Regions from separate parts of the Mus musculus genome. Here region 2 is linked to region 1. The links are chromatin loops, found by intact Hi-C in ENCODE. Cell type or tissue: left cerebral cortex. All regions are shown on one strand.

The links. A loop is a pair of places that touch in the nucleus more often than their neighbours do. Peaks named below come from ENCODE experiments on the same cell type or tissue, not always from the same donor. Only the 100,000 strongest peaks of a DNase experiment are listed, where the experiment ranks them.
Region 2: it touches region 1 in a loop (2.1-fold over the local background); 2 of 42 quality-filtered maps call a loop at or near these places.

Annotation. Positions count from the first base shown.
Region 1 is chr6:148,495,882-148,503,881 of GRCm38, reverse strand. No RefSeq gene overlaps it. Among named protein-coding and RNA genes, the nearest start is that of Tmtc1, 56 kb to the right of the region's middle. In left cerebral cortex, no CTCF peak of the experiment used is centred here; a DNase peak (open chromatin) is centred at 3,481.
Region 2 is chr6:148,450,790-148,458,789 of GRCm38, reverse strand. No RefSeq gene overlaps it. Among named protein-coding and RNA genes, the nearest start is that of Tmtc1, 10 kb to the right of the region's middle. In left cerebral cortex, a CTCF peak has its summit at 3,110 (motif pointing left); no DNase peak of the experiment used is centred here.

The DNA of each region.
Region 1 (8,000 bases):
AAACTAGATATACAAATTAAATATTTACTGATAATAAATCACAAAGGAATTTATTATAAAAACAGTTCTTTGGTATATATGTAATTAATTTTATAGTTTATTAGAGAGGAAAGCAAATTTGCATACTGTAATGAAATGAGCATGCAGGTTTGCCTAGCACAGTACAACCCAAAGATGTACTGGTTTGATACTTATAAACCAAGGAACAGTGGTAGAAAATACTAGAACTTTATTTTCTGTGATTAAATCATTATGTCTCTATAAGAGCAGAAGGCTTTGTATGCCTAGTACAGCCTCTGTTCTTTGTAACATGCTGTATAAAATGAGCCAAGCTGTTGCCGGAAGCATTGATCTGTGTTGCATGGCATGTTGGCATGCATAGTGCAATGTTCTCATGTCCTGTGTTCAGAATCAAGGTAAAAGTGAAGTAAGTCATCAATGGGATTTTTACATGTCTTACTTTGGTCATTGTGAATTTAGAAAGTTTTTTTGCCAACATTTTCATAATCCCCACTATATGGTCAACTGTATAATTCAACTGTATGGTCCTAGATGGGGTGACAGCCACACTTAAGATACTTCAGTCTAAACCAAGGGAGACCAAAACTCTCCACTGGACTTTGACCAGACTCTGCCCCACAGAAGAACTCCATAGGGAGTGGGGTTGTCCTGATTCAGTCAGATGCCCCAGCTTGTAGAGGAGCTAGAATGTACAGGAGCCAAGAGTGACTCCAAGCCTGTGAGACATCTGCCTTCTTAGAAGTTTGCTGTCTAGTCAGGTGCTGAAGTATAACCAAGAACACATCCTTAAAGTTGTGTAACCCAGCAAGGCTCTGGATCACAGACTGTCGCTAAAACAATGGAGCACCCTGGCTTTGAATATCACAAAACCATCTTGTGAATCAGAGTTCAGACCCCTGTGTCAGAGTGGTGTTTCATTCTCCCTCCCAAAGGTGGATGTAGACCTGCACTTGACCCCCAGCCATGCAAACAATTTCATAGAGTGAACAGTTCAGTAACTATCAACTATGCAGACCATTACCTTCTCATCCCCTAACTGCACTACAGGCATCTTCAATGCTGGCATCAGCTTTCATCTTCTGCACTACAGAAAGATTGTAACAGTTTGCTCTGTATATGGCTACACCATAGTTATAAATCACACAGGGCATTTGGGGAGGTGCCTGTCTTAGTTACAGTTTTACTGCTGTGAACAGACACCATGACCAAGACAACTCATAAGGACAACATTTAATTGGGGCTGGCTTACAGGTTCAGAGGTTCAGTCCGTTGTCATCAAGGAGGGACCATGGGAACATCCAGGCAGGCATGGTTCAGGAGGGGCTGAATTCTACATCTTCATCTGGAGGCTGGTAGCAGAATACTGACTTCCAAGCAACTAGGATGAGGGTCTTAAAACCCACACCCACAGTGACACACCTACTTCAACAAGGCCACACCTACACTAACAGGGCCACATAGTCTAATAGTGCCAATCCGTAGGCTGAGCATAAGCAAACCATCACAGTGTCACAATCAAAATGGGACATAGGAGACGAAAGCAAACCTTCGTTTCAGTTTTTGAAAGGTGAAACTTAGAGACTAATCTCCCAGGGGCTGCCACTCAGTTTCCTTCAGCTCCTGGCCTTCCCAGGCATCTCTTCTTCCTCTCACTCCCAGACTCTGCCTCCCCCACTCCCTGCCCCCAACAGTTACCACCTTCACCATTTCTCCACCCTCCTCAGGGAGGAGAATAATCTCTGGGGCAGAAACTTCCAGTCACCTGTCACTACTATCTCAGACCAGCCAGGTGGCTCAGGAGTAATAGTGCTTGCCACTCAAGCTGGAGGATCTGCGTTCCATCTGCGCATGGAATTAAAAATCGATATAAGTTTGGCATCTGTCCCTCTGCAATTTTATGGGTGGATAAATGTAAATTTTTTTGGACTGGAAACTGCTGAACAATCATTTTCTTTTATCCAGTTTAAATTAATTTTGAGTCTCTTTGTAGGTTAGTGCTCAGCTAGAAACATTCTAGAATTAAAGAGGAAAGTGCTAAGTAGGCAAAGCTATTGGCTTACCTGTACTGGGGCTGGCTTACCATTCAACACAAATTCAAATCAAGTGTATTTAGATAGGATTTGTGCAAGAGTCACTTAACTCCAGCTCTATAGGAGATAGTGAAATCCTTGTTTATAAATTAAAGAACAGTAACACTTCTCAACAAAGCCCTAACAGACAGATTAAGAACATTAAAATATATATGGAATGTAAAATGGCAAAGCTAGTTAAATATTTGGGGATGTATGAATGGATGGACAAGCTATAAAGCAGATTACCCTTGCTGTTCTCAAAGCCATCTCTGGTGGGGTTTGTTATTATTATTGTTGTATTTTCTGAAATGGATCTAGGGCTTGGAAGCCCAGAGAGTGTTGTGGCTGCCCGTTAGTTTTCATTGAGATTTAATCCATTTTTGAGTGTGCATGCTTGTGTGCTAGGAGCATCAGATCCACTTGAGCTAGAGTTACAGTTGGTTGTGAGCTGTCCCATGTGGGTTCTGGGAACTGAACTCTCATCCTCTGCAGTCTCTTAGCTGCTGAACCATCTTTTTAGTGTCAAGACTGAGTTCTAGATCAAGATTAGCTCACAGTTGCATACGAATTAAAAATGAAATTGTTGTTTGATCTCAGCCCAGGGCTCAGTACTTACAGCCTTATGACTAGAGCAAGTGCATCCTCTAAATTTTCTACTGGAAACTGGGGGAAAGGGATGGCGGGCAGTCTGCAGCACTGCCAGGAGCACTTGGGTGGTTTTGTCACCGTGAGAGACATGAGAAAGGCTGTTTGCCAGCTTGTTTTTGTCTCTTATCACTCGGGGCTCAGTTGCCTCCCTTCCAGCCTTCAGAGACTTGGCCACTCTGCTTAGACTCCCTGTGGCCCCAACACTGCCTGTGTATCTATTTCCCACCAAGTTCTGAGCCACTTGGCCTCAGGGTCACTCTGACTCTATGGTCCTGCCCTTTTACCCCATTCCCGTGGTCACAACAGGCCCGCTTTAAGTCTCCAGGTCCTCTTCCCTGAAATCTGAATCTCACTCTAGCTGTTACTCCTCTGGACCCTTAACTCTCTCACCACTTCTCTGGCCCTTTGATCTCTAATTTGGCCCAGGATTTTTTTGGCTCCATTTTCTTCTACTCTGTCATCTCACTTCATGGCCCAGGTTCTTTGCAGATATTATACACATCACTGAACTTGCCCTGGACTTCCAGAGGGTAACAACAGCTGAATTCAAAGAATTTACCTTACTAGCAGGAAAAAAAAAAGAGAACAAACATATCAGTCAGTGATAAACGATCAGAGTAATTTCCACTACTGACTCATGCTACAGCATGCTGTGCAGGGAATGTCAACACCTAAGAGAGCTAGGAGAGAGCCACATATGGGATTTGAGGTGGATTCTGGGAAGTGAGACCAGCAAATACAAAGGCTGTGAAGGGAAATCATTTGACATGTCCTAGAAATAGAAACAAGCAAGATAAATAGATTGGAACTGGGGAGGGAACAGTTCGCAGGAGGAACATGAGCAGCTACAACACGAGACCAGCCTGTTTCCATCTGGGGCTTCGTTTTCAACTGCTCTCTATTCCCACTGTTGCCCATAAAGTGAATCCTGACTCTGTCATCTATATGCCTAGTATTTCTTAACATGTCTACCACCCCATCCCTTGCGTCATTTGGTCCTGCTCATCATCTCTCACCCAAACACTCCCGAATTCCCCCTTGTCTTTAGTCTTATCTTCTCAAGACTACTCCAAATACTCGACTAATCCAAAATGAAAAGTCGAGTTATCTCACTATGTAAAATATAATTCTCTACAGAACATAAATTTCAACTTCCCATCATGATAGAATGGTCTTTACAGTCTGCTGGTACTGTTTACCAGCAGCTTAAAGCAAGACACACTGGGATTCCCTCCTAAGGCCTTAAATAAGTCATCGTATGTACTCTAATTTTTTTCTGATAATCTTTATACTTCTATACAGTTGTAAACAGATTCAAAGATTGTTCACACTCTTTCTTCTCACTTTTTACGGTCAACATTATGTGATCCGCTCTTTATCACCCGCAAAGCCTGTCACTTGTTTCTAGCCAACAGAACATGGTAAAGTCAAAGGGCTTCCTTGTCCATGACTACATGAATGACATATCACTGTTGCTGGGAGATTTCTTTTCTTGCTTTAACAAGGGGCAGCTGCTGTGGTGAGGAAATCAAGAACTAGACCAGGAATGGAGACTCTGGTCAGTCAAGTATCTTAGGACCTCAGCTAAAGCAAACCATTAAGTAAATAGTGATCATTAAGACTGACTGACAACTCCACAGGATCTAGGACATGAAGCTTGTGAAGGGTTATCTAGACTGTGTAACACAGGTGAGAAGACCCACTTTATCTGTGAGTGGTGCTATCACTGGGTGGGTTTCGGCACTGAGAGGAGGAAAGTGAGCTGAGCACCAGCATTAATCTCTCTCTGCTTCCTGGCTACAGATACAATGTAACCGCTGCCTCCCACACCTGCTGCCATGACGTCTGACTTTTTAACTGTGAGTCAAAATAAACCCTTCCTCCTTTTTGTTTCTTGTTACATATTTTGCCAGAACAAGACAAATAACTAACACAGAGATGCTACAACAAGTGTGTGCTCGTGGAACCGATCCTGCCACATTTGAGACTCAGTTGAATCATTGCCCCAGCCCGTTCTTTAACTGGAGCCATAGAAGACTCGAAAATGGGTTCTGAGTAAGCTGAGCTTCAAAATTGCAGGCATCTTACGTCATTTTTTAGTTGCTCTTTTGTTTTCATTATTTTTAGATACAGTCTCATGTAGTCCAAGTCGGCCTTGAACTCACTACATCATCAGCATTGGTTTTGAACTCATAATCATTCTGCCTCTGCTTCCCAGTGCAGGTGTCTGGCTCTCTTCAGCAGTCCTGTGAGCGCCATGTCATCCCAGGCCTACATGCATTTATCTCGGAAGGAAATGCTTTGCCCTGGCTCATGCATCCTTCAAAGACAGACAGACATCACACCTTCCCCAAGTCAGGCATGTTTCTCTGTTCTTTCCCAGAAGGCACTGTCTCCCTGCGGAGAAGGCAAGCACCCGAGTGGAGGAGTCAGAGGGTTACACATTATGCACTTGATTAAGTTTGTTACTGACTTCGTCAGATTTACACCCTTCCTTAGTGCCAATTCAGTCTAATTTCATTTCCTAAAAAATTTAAGTAGGATTTCCCCCATGAAAACCCCAAAATACTGTTCTTAGGATGAGAGCTCTTAAGTATGTGAAGAGTACTAATTTCTCTGCTCTCTGATTTAGACTGAGTCCCAGTATTCCTCTTAATTTTTCTGTCATAATTTTCTTTCACAAATGTATGATCATCTTTCCAAACTTCCCACAACTGTACAGATTATAAAATTACACAGGGTGTTGGGGGAAAAGCCCAGTTATGATCAGGGAAGATAACTGGCCCTGCCATTTCTGTTTTGTGTGTGTATGTATGTGCATGTGCATATGTATGTGCCTGTGTTCTTTCCTGTCCTTGAACTCAATAATACAGTTTGTCCCTGGTCCCCCAAATCTATGCAGCTTACACTGATGTTATCTTTTATCTTTCCAACCTCCAACTTCCCCTGGGGAAACTTGTTGAGAAAAAAGCTAATCTTCGCTCTGCATTTTCTCTAATTGAGATATGTAATTTGAAATTCTAATTCTCAATGATAGCATATTTCTTCCATAGCATAATGGCACTTGATAGTTATGAGCAGAATCTCTCTTTTAGGTCATTGCTGGGGGGGAGGAAAATCAACTACACTAAGCTCAGAATCTTCTTTCGAGTCTCAGCTTTGCACATCTAAATCTAGGCACGGCAGTAATTGGGAAGCCCTGTGTGTAACTCACAATGTCAACAGGAGCTTGGAAAATAAGACTTGCAAATGTAGCCATGAGCGGGCAAACACTTTGGCTACAGATTCCTGGGTCCAAGCCTGAGACAGTTTTTCTGATGTTTTGCTGCATTTTACTTTGGTCCCGAATGTGGTGATGCTCTCAGGACCATCCTCTCTAAGATGCTCTCATTTCTAGGTCCTTTCCCATCAGCTGTGCAGTTGTAACAGCCTTCTCCGAGGAAGTGGCATGGCCATCAACGAGGGAAAAGAAGAAAAAAATCTCTCATTTGGAAAATTGCTCTTTACGTAGAATAAATAGTCCCGAAATGCCTGTTATCACAAGAGCTCTGATGAGTGTGAAAGCAGGCATCATGCCCCAGTAGCTTAATAACATAAGCCATCATCTTTAACAATGGTAATGAAAATGATGTCTTAAGTAGCACTCTCCTAATTCTGCAAGCACTTGCACATGCTTTGCTGTACATTAGAAGACTACCCGTATCTTGGTAATAGTGTAACTCCTCTCTTACTAGGGGGACTCAGAGAACTCCTCATGTCCTTATAATCAGTATCACTAGCGGAGTTGAAAACAGATTCTGGTGTTTTTCACACCAGCCCGTGTCTCTTTTCAGCAGTGTGTGTTTTCCCTGCCTCCATCCAGTCAGGGATAACCTTGGTTCGTGTGAGTTTAAGAGCCTTTCCAAGTCGGGAGTGATTTTTCGGTTCTGGGTTTCTGCCATTCAAACACCCATGTAGTGACCCATCAGTGAGGCTTTTAAAACTTTTCTGTCCACCATTTATTCACAAGGGAACAAATTTTCAGCCTCAGATTTCCAGGAGATGGATGAAAAGGACTTCAGTTCATTTTCATATCTGAAAGACTTTCCTTATAAATGAGTTCCAGAGTTCCTCTTTCTTCCTTTAAATGTGTGTGTGTGCACACGCACACATGAACATGCACACATGAACACACACACATGCATGCATGTGCACATGTGTGTGCACATGTGTGTGCACATGTGTGTGGAGGTCAGATATTTATATCACATATCTTTCTCGATAGCTCTCTATCTTGGTTTTTGAGACAGGGTTTCCCACTGAATCCCTTGGACTGGCTGGCCAGTGAGCTACAGAGACCCACCTGTCTCTGTGTTCCAGTCCTAGGATTACAGAACCCAAGTTCTCATGAAAGCACTTTCTCCGTAGAAAATATTTGATGGTATTTATAGCCATTTTTGCAAATTTTTTCTCTCCAACCCTATAATCTATGTTGTTTGGGGATCTATTGGTGTTGATAGCATTAACAGATTTTTTTTATTGGCTTATAGGACATATTTATCACTTCTTGTGTTTCTAACCCTTTTAAGCATCTTTTATCCTGTATGTTAAGTACTTTGGGAAGGACTATTTGAATTTAGGTCTTTTTTTTTTTTTTTTAATTATGTTGAATTTGCCTTGGTAGATTTAAAGGTTAGTGTCCTGTGGATGAACTTGTCCTTTTTGAGACTTGTTTCTGTATTTTATTGACACTAGCCTAGGATGTTCTTTATTTCTGGGCTAGTTTTGCATGGATATAGCAATAACTCTTAGTCTGGTTGCTAGTACTCAGCAGCCCCAGGAACTCGAGGCTTGCTTAACTTTTAGTTGACTTTAGCCTCTGATCTCACTGAACTTTATTCTGTTCATGTATTGATATAAAATAATGACTCTGTTTTAAAGGAAATAATAAAATAGTTCATTTTGAAGGCTCAGGTGGCTCAGCAAGTAAAGGCTCTCACTGTCAAACCTAACAATCTTATCCATCTCCAGAACCCACAGAGAGAGAGAACTGACTCCCACAAGCTGACCTTCACAGATGTGCTGCGGTACGAGTGCACACAATGCACAGACCCAGTAAATAAAGAAAAGAAAAACAATAAATGAAAATGGTTTATTTTCAGCCAAATGTGAGTCACTACAGAATCAGGAGCCAGACTCACATTACTCTGAATGAATATAGTACTATCAAAGAGGTCACAGAATCAAAGAAAGCTGGAAATCAATGCATTCGCGCAACAC
Region 2 (8,000 bases), 45 kb after region 1:
TGTGTCTATCCTATGGCCTACAGGCTGCATACATCCCAGGATACTGATGATACCTTCATAGATGGCAGGGTCATGTTGCAATGTCAAAAGGCTGTCTACTCCAACCAAAGGGGTTTGTTAAAGAACACTTTGGCTCGCCAGTGATATAGTGTAACTATAATCTAGTTGTCAGACTAGAAGAAGTGCTGAGCCTACGTCATTCTGTGCTAGAAAGCATTGTACATGGCTTCTATTTATATGTAATTTTGGTTAAAAAGTAAACTTTCATTTTCACCTTGCAGAACTGCCCGAGTTCATTCTCAAATCAGTGCTTTCTTCAGAAGACACACTGTTGTGGATTTGATTTAACGCTTGTATTATGTTAATTGGGTTCCCAAAATTGCATGAGAATCCTGCATGTCAGACACTAAGGGTCCCTGCACCCACTAGGTTCTGATTGATAAATAAAGTTGCTGGTGGCCAGTGGCTGAGCAAGTAGACAGACTTTAGGACTGAGAGAAGAAGCAGAATACCAGCCGAAAGGGGAATAAGATCCAGGCTTCAGAGCTCCAGGAAGAGAGGCATACCAATCATGTAAGAGCCGACAAAGAGTGGCCCCAGCCCCTCCACACCCACTGGGTCTGGGGTAGCAGAGATGGAATACAGATTTTAGTAAGTAATAACTCAGGAGCATCGGAGGAGAGGCATTAGCAACGTGGAAGTTTGAGAGTGGTCCAGCCATTGAGCTGATTAAGGCATATTAAATTTAAGGTTTTGTGTGTGTGTGTGTGTGTGTGTGTGTGTGTGTGTGTGTGTCTGTCTGTCTTTGATTTATGAATCCAGAGCATTGGGTGGATAACGAGGAACTTGCACCACTGTAGCCGTTGGGGAGATTAGAATAGGTTAATCAACTACAACAACAACACACTTTCCAAGTCCATCCAGGTAGGAAAGCAAGTCTGAAATCAGTGCCAGATGTTAATTAGCTTCATCTCTATCTTCCAGATAGTTGGAGTTATCAAGGGTTGTAAGGAGCTGGTGGCTGTTGGTGTGCACTTCGAGACAGAATGTTGAATGGACTGAAATACTTCCGTCAAGTACTGTCCAAAGTGAACATCCTTTTGTAATCCTTGAGATAGAGTTGATTCCAGCTGGGAACTTGTAAAAGCCAGCTTAAGAACTAAGACTAAATTCTTTCCTAATTGGACAGTGTTGAGTCCATACCATGAGTCCTCAGTGTTGGATTTACCTGGAGATTTTTGTGGCATACATCTTGGGTATATTGGCTTTTTTTTTTCCACTTTCACTCAAAAATCTAGAGGGTTCTATAAATGTAATACTTCCTACTTTTTTAAGCTTTGAAGAGAAGTGTAATACATATATATATTAATAGGATAAAATGGTGACTTTCCCCTCCTGGCCCCCAGGAGATGTTACACAGCTTGTAGAAACCTTGCCTTCCGTACATTTGTGAATAGAGTCAAACATGAAATTCATACTGTCAATTAACAATTATCTGGCTTGCTAGTGTGTGCAGACAATTGGCTCAGCTGTGGGGCATATGGAAATAATACTGGTGGTTTAAGCTTATAGAAAATTGTTTACCACAGCTAGGAAGTATAAAAGCAGAAACATACCTGCAAACCCAGCAGTCTGACTATAAATCAGTTGCTTTGGTTAAATGTTAACATTTTTATTGTCTTATGTGATTTGTATTTAGCATGTTCTACCAAGTTCATTCATAGCAAATTCACTACTCCCTTGCATTCGTCATTTGAGAAAAAAAAAGACACAGATCTCACCTTTACAATGGCTTCACTGTTTTACTAGAAGGAATACCAAGAAAAATGGTGTGTTTGTTGGTGTTAACTAACCTTTTGGCTCAGTTGTCTCTCATTCTTTTTTTTTTAATGTATATTTGAGAAAAGATGGCATCACTGTATAACATAAATAAAACTCAGCTGTATAGTCCAACTATTAATTCATAATTTTTCTCTCCTCAGATGTCAGTGATGTCAGAACAAAAGAAAAATTGTAACAAATTAAAAGGTACTTATTTTGTGACTCTAGAGTGGAAACCACTTCAGTCCGTAACGCGGGCTGAGCAGGAGAGATTATTTTCTGCAGAATTAGAACAACAATAGCAGACTGGCCTCAAGAGACTTCTTTCCTCATATGATGGGGAGGTGAGGCAGAATCACAGAGAACTGGCTGAATTTGAACATCAGGTTACCTTTTCCAGAGGATTCAGAGGAGGGAGCATCATTCTCAGGACAGTGGAAACCGCCCTATTCCAGGAATTTAGTTATTTCTCTTAACTGTTTTCTTGAAAGGTCATGTGACAGCTGAGGTTTCGTGATGGGGGCTTTAGAACCATTTTGACTTTTGTCTGGCCATTAGCAGTTCTCCGAGAGGACAGTGGAGCCCCAGCTGATTCCCCATTCTCTCCTCAATTCCCATCATGAATCATCACAGTCCCAAAGCACCGTGGCCGGTCAGCATCTGACGCAGCTTTCTAAAGCTGGGATCGTTATACACAGTATTTACAGTAAACCAAAGATAGTTTAAACTCACCACAATGCACAAGGTAAACTGCCAGGGCCAGTGCCTTCCCTTGGAGTAGCGTCTTGGACTGGCCGTACTCAGTCTCCCACTCATTCCGGGTACAACAGAGACCCCAGACACAGGGCTTGAGCCTCACCCTCTCCTGGCCTTTCTCTAGTGTTAACCTGGAATTACAAGGCAAGTTTCATGTCGCTGTTCAATCTGGTTTTCTATCTTCAGAGGATGAGCTGTCCTGAATTATCTAGATCTTCTATGAGACTGCAAGCCTCTCTTGAGCTTGTTTTTGCCCAGGGCATTTCATTTTCTTCAAGGAGTGATACAAAGAGCCTTCATCTGCTGTTTCTTCCAATGTTTGAGTTAATGCAGATGTGGCAGAGGAAAGCCAGCTGTGAGATTGAAATTGCAAAGGAAAGTAAAAAAATTAAAGGCTCCAGGCTGGAGCGATGGCTCAGTGGTAAAAGTACTAGCAGTTTTTGTGGAGGATCTAGGTTCAGTTCCCAGCACCTATAAGATGGCTCACAAACATCCTTAATTCCAGATCTCAGGATCTGATGCCCTCTTCTGGTCGCTATGGGCATTGCATGCATTTGGCTCACATACATACAAGTAAACGCACATAAAATAAAAATAAATAAGTTTTTTTTTTTAAGCTCCACGTTTTTCTTAAAATTCCTAGGAAAATGCTGTCACTGGCTAATGTGTGATTCCCTCCTATTTTATGCTGGCTTATTTTTACTGTGTACTCAGCCTTTGTAGAATTTTAAAAATTGGGCAGGTTAAAAAAAAATGGACCGAATATTAGTGATAAAATGACCAAGGATGTTGTTAGTGTGATATAAAATACACTGCTTTTATAGCTGAAGGGATAGGAAAACATTTGAAATTTTGGCTAATTAATGTGTTAGAAAGGAAAATTAACACCACCACCACCACCACCCCTTTGAGGAGGAGGTAATATCATACATTGATCCTGGCATCAAAAGCAGAGAAACCAAGTGACTCACGGGTGAGGAACACATGCCCTGGCCCTGGGAGCTGAGGTAGGTGGGCAGCCATGTCGTCATTCAAAATGTCTGGGATTGGGAAGCTGACACCTTAGGGCTGCTTGATAGTAAGTTCTCCGTTTTACAATAATGGGGAGATGGGGGAGGGAAAAGGGGGGCAGTGAGAAGAGGAGAGCTGTGCTGCCAACAGGATCATAATCTTACATCAAAGCTTCCCTCCCTGAGCACCTCTCTGCATGCCAGGTAGCCCTCAAAGCTCCTCCCAGCTTTTCTTACAGCTCAAAGTGCTGGAACACAGTCTGGCATTGATCTGGCCAGGAGGCCCTGCTCTCTGTACAGCTTGCCCAGAAACCATTGGAAGCAGAAGAGAGCAATTAGCTCCCATGCAGGTGTGAGACTTGGAGTTTTGCTACAATAAGGAACAGAGACAAAATAGAATTCATCTTTATCCATAAGGAAAAAAAATTAATTGTGGGGAAGACCGGAAGAGCAGCTGTAGGAGCATTTATCTGTGCAGAAATATCTTCAAAAAATAGTTCTTAATGGTATTTTTATGGAGTTTTCTCACTTTCTAGGTATATTGTTCACAGAAATATCCTAATATGGCAATTTAATTGCAGAACACTAAAACTTATTACAGAAATTGCCTTTAAAATACCAAATTAGAATCTTCTTAGTCCTGTTTAAAATTTTATCAGAAATGCTTTTATTACACTGGCACAGATCACATCTAAAGCTAGACACAGTGAGGATGTAAGAGCCCTGTCTAAAGTGCTACCTTTAGTTTATGTTTGTGGAAGGTCTGTGGATCAGGGCTGAGATGAAACCTCCGAAGCTAGCTGCTGTTTTATGGGCACAGAGAACAAAAGGTATCTGGCCTGGGTTTGCATCACTGCCACTCCGGATGCAGCCATTTTGTAGCTGTTATCTGAATCTCGGGCGGAATATTAGCAGGGAAAATACCAACTAGGTGTTTCCGTATGTGAACAGCTCTATTTGCAACTTCTTAGAGGCAGGTGCAATGCTCATTCTTTGAAACAAGCTTTTCAGTTGGCTAAATCCCTCAACAACAGAACCAGGAAATAAAAATCACAGAAAAACAGGAAAGAAAAGAATAGAGTCTGTGAGACTAACTGTGAGGCAGGACTCAGAAAGAACCCAATATTCTGCTTTCATCAGGAATGGGTAAAGGTTAAAATAATTTGAAACTACCGTAAAAGAAGTAAGGGGGGTACAAACATGTGAAAAATTGAATCTGAGAGACATTTTTCACTTCTCATAAGCCACAGTGGATCTGAAAGGTCACTAGTATCTGTTCTAATTCATTCACATGTGGGAAAATTGTCCAAGAAATGAGATGAGCGACACAGCAGGGAAGAATGACCAACAGTTATTTCCCAAGGGAGCCGTCTATCTCCAGATATAACCTTCATTTCTCAACAGAGATAAACTCCCGTGATGGGCTCTCCGTCTCCTTTAGTAACAGGACAGAAAGCCAGACACTGACTTATGGCGAGAACCTTATTGGGTCGTTTGTTCCCCAAGCCCATTAATTTTGGCTGTGCCAGGGTCAAGCTGGAAAACTCTGTGCATAGGGTTCTCTCTGAGGCAGCTCTGGCCTCGTGGATGTAGTGCTTAATGTGCTCAGAACCCTTCCACTGCTAGTTGAACGCCTACTTCCTTGGGTGTCCCATCCAGAGAAGCCTCCAGGCCCTTCACAGACAATTCACAGAAGCCAGGTTGTTTGGTCAATGACACCATACTGTAAAATCCCCCTCTTATCCTTCACCCAGTAATCACTGTCTCTCCCCTTTCTTCCTACAAACTCCTTTGCTGTCAATAGACTGGAGGGAGGTTTGAGCTCATAGCTCAGGCCATTCTGACTGGTGAGCTGTGATGTAAATGTGCGAGACCCTTAGTGTGGAAAGTGCTCAGCTAGGATGCAAAATCAGGTGTGGTGGCACACACGGGATCCCAGCACTTGGTAGGTTGAGTCACGGGGATCAGTTGTTCAAGGCCACCCCTAGCTACATCCTGGCATTGGGGCCAGCCTTAGTTTCACATGATCTTGTCTCAAAAGAAGAGAACACATCGCCATAGTGTTATTGCTCTCTTTGCATATTTGGCTGTGGTCTTTTGCACAGTTATATGGTCACAGTAGTAAACTCAGTAATTTAACAACAGGAGCTCCCTCATGTTAATTTAACACCAGGTTCCACCAATGATGTTGCTGAAGGTGCTAGAGGGAACTGTTAAAGCAGAGCCGGCCCTGGGACCCTGTGTGAGGAGGGTCATTTCTTAACTAGATCACTTTGTAATTTAATAAAATGTAGAGTGAAGTAGCATTCAATTAATACATTAAAACAAAGCCCAACTTACAGAGCGGGACATAACACACTTAATATTGATGAGTGCAATAAATACTTTATGCAGAGTGACCAGACTCTCGGCTCTCATTCTCTGTCTCTTTCCTGATAGCCTTTAGAGTTAAGCTGCTTCCCCTACAAACTCAGTCACACTTCTTCTTGATGCTCACCCCAGCAGCTACACATAGCCACTCTAGATTGCAGGGAGTGCTTACTTAATTTTCTAGCTTTGTTTAGTTTTGAAACTCTTCCTAGAGACTCTCAGTGGGGAGCAAAAAAAGAGGTTTGTGGGTATCTGTTGCAGTTTTTATATGACACCTGAGGAATGACTGCTAAAGTCCTCCTGTGACCATCACATGCAAATGCACACATATTGTCCCTCCCACATATGTACATGAGCATGTGCATGTGTGTGTTCATGTACACACACACCTTTGTAGTATAGAAAAACATTAGAAGTAGGAAACAAGATAAGGAGAACTTTGAACATAATCCTCCTCCCAAAAATAAAGGCCAGTTCGGAGAGTTTCTAAAATCATACTCCATTTGGCCATTTGCTAGAACTTCTCACAGAATCCACTGAAAGCCCCATACTCTCATCCATGGATTAATTACTACAGGAAAAGTCACAGATGAAGGTCAGCCAGCAGAGGAAGCACGCTAGGTGACATCAGGAAGAGATGGCCATGCTTCCTGTGCTCTTCCACAGAGCCAGAACTTGCTGCTCTTTGGGTATCTACCACTCCCCTGTGACAATGTGCATGGATCCTTCCCAGCTAGGAAGCTCACTATAGGCTTTGGTGTCACATGCCCTGTGTGTGGCTGACCTTCAGGCTTTAGCATCCCAGACTGGCGCTAACACCCGTATGGAAGAGTTTCTTCTTCTGCCCTCCTGGATTCATTGTCTGAGCACTCTGCAAATTAAATGACAGAAAGACAGTAAGAGAAATTGCAGATTTATTACACTTATTGTCATGGCAACTCCCAAAGGACCATAATACAAGAAGGCAGTTAACCTTAGAGCTTATATGCAACTTTATTTTTTTAAGTTATTCTTATTATTTTATTTTATTTTATTTTATGTATAGGTGTTTTGCCTGCATGCATATCTGTACAACATATGTGTGCCAGATGCCTATGGAGCCCAGAAGAGGGTGTTTGATCCTCTGGAACTGAAATTACAGATGGCTGTGTGAAGTGGAAATTTCTGGTTTCTTTGGAGACTCAGTTATGTCATGTGATGTTTTGCTGAAGCAGATAGGTGAGAGGATGTTTTGCTGAAGCAGACATGTAAAAGTACACGTGATGATTAGAAAGAATATAAATATAACCCACAGACAGTGGATGTAGCTATTGCATTGGTTCACCTTGTATCAGTTGCTTGCCATGACTTTGTAGTGGGTAACTGGCCAAAGAACTTTTCCTGGCAGAGCCTCGTGGTTTCTTCTGGATCAAGCATTGAACTACCAGCAGAGATTCCTGTCAGACAGAATGTTCTAGATCCTCCCCAGGGGCCAAGGACAAAGGCCAGACTTGTCTTTGGAAAGTTCTTTCTTCACAAATATAATAACCTTCCAATGTTTGCTATTCAATTCTAAGTTATGAAACTGTAACACCAACCTCTGCCATATTCTATCTGACAATGGATAGAGTCAAGTTGAGGGGACTCACACAAACTGATTCTGAAATCCTGAGGAATTTTATAAGCCAGTTACCAAACATGGACATTTGAAAAATTAAATTTAAAAGACGAAAATGATAAATGAGGATAGAAAAACAGTGGAAGTCAAGGAGACATGGGATGAATCGGGCTGCAGCAACTCACCAGCTGAGAGCCAATAACTCAGTACAGTTAACAACATTTGCTGTGAAGGTGGCTGTCAAAGAGACAATATTGGTCTTACCTAGAGATGTTTTCAAACAAGAATGTCAAAGTAGCAATGAACCATGCTTAAGGCTTTCACACACATGACCTTGAAGTATGCTCTTAACACCTTTCAAAGCCAGAAATCTGCAATTTTCTGGGAATTTTGTGAACAAAACTATGAACTTCATTCATGGTCTTAAAAAAAAAAATGTGGCCTAA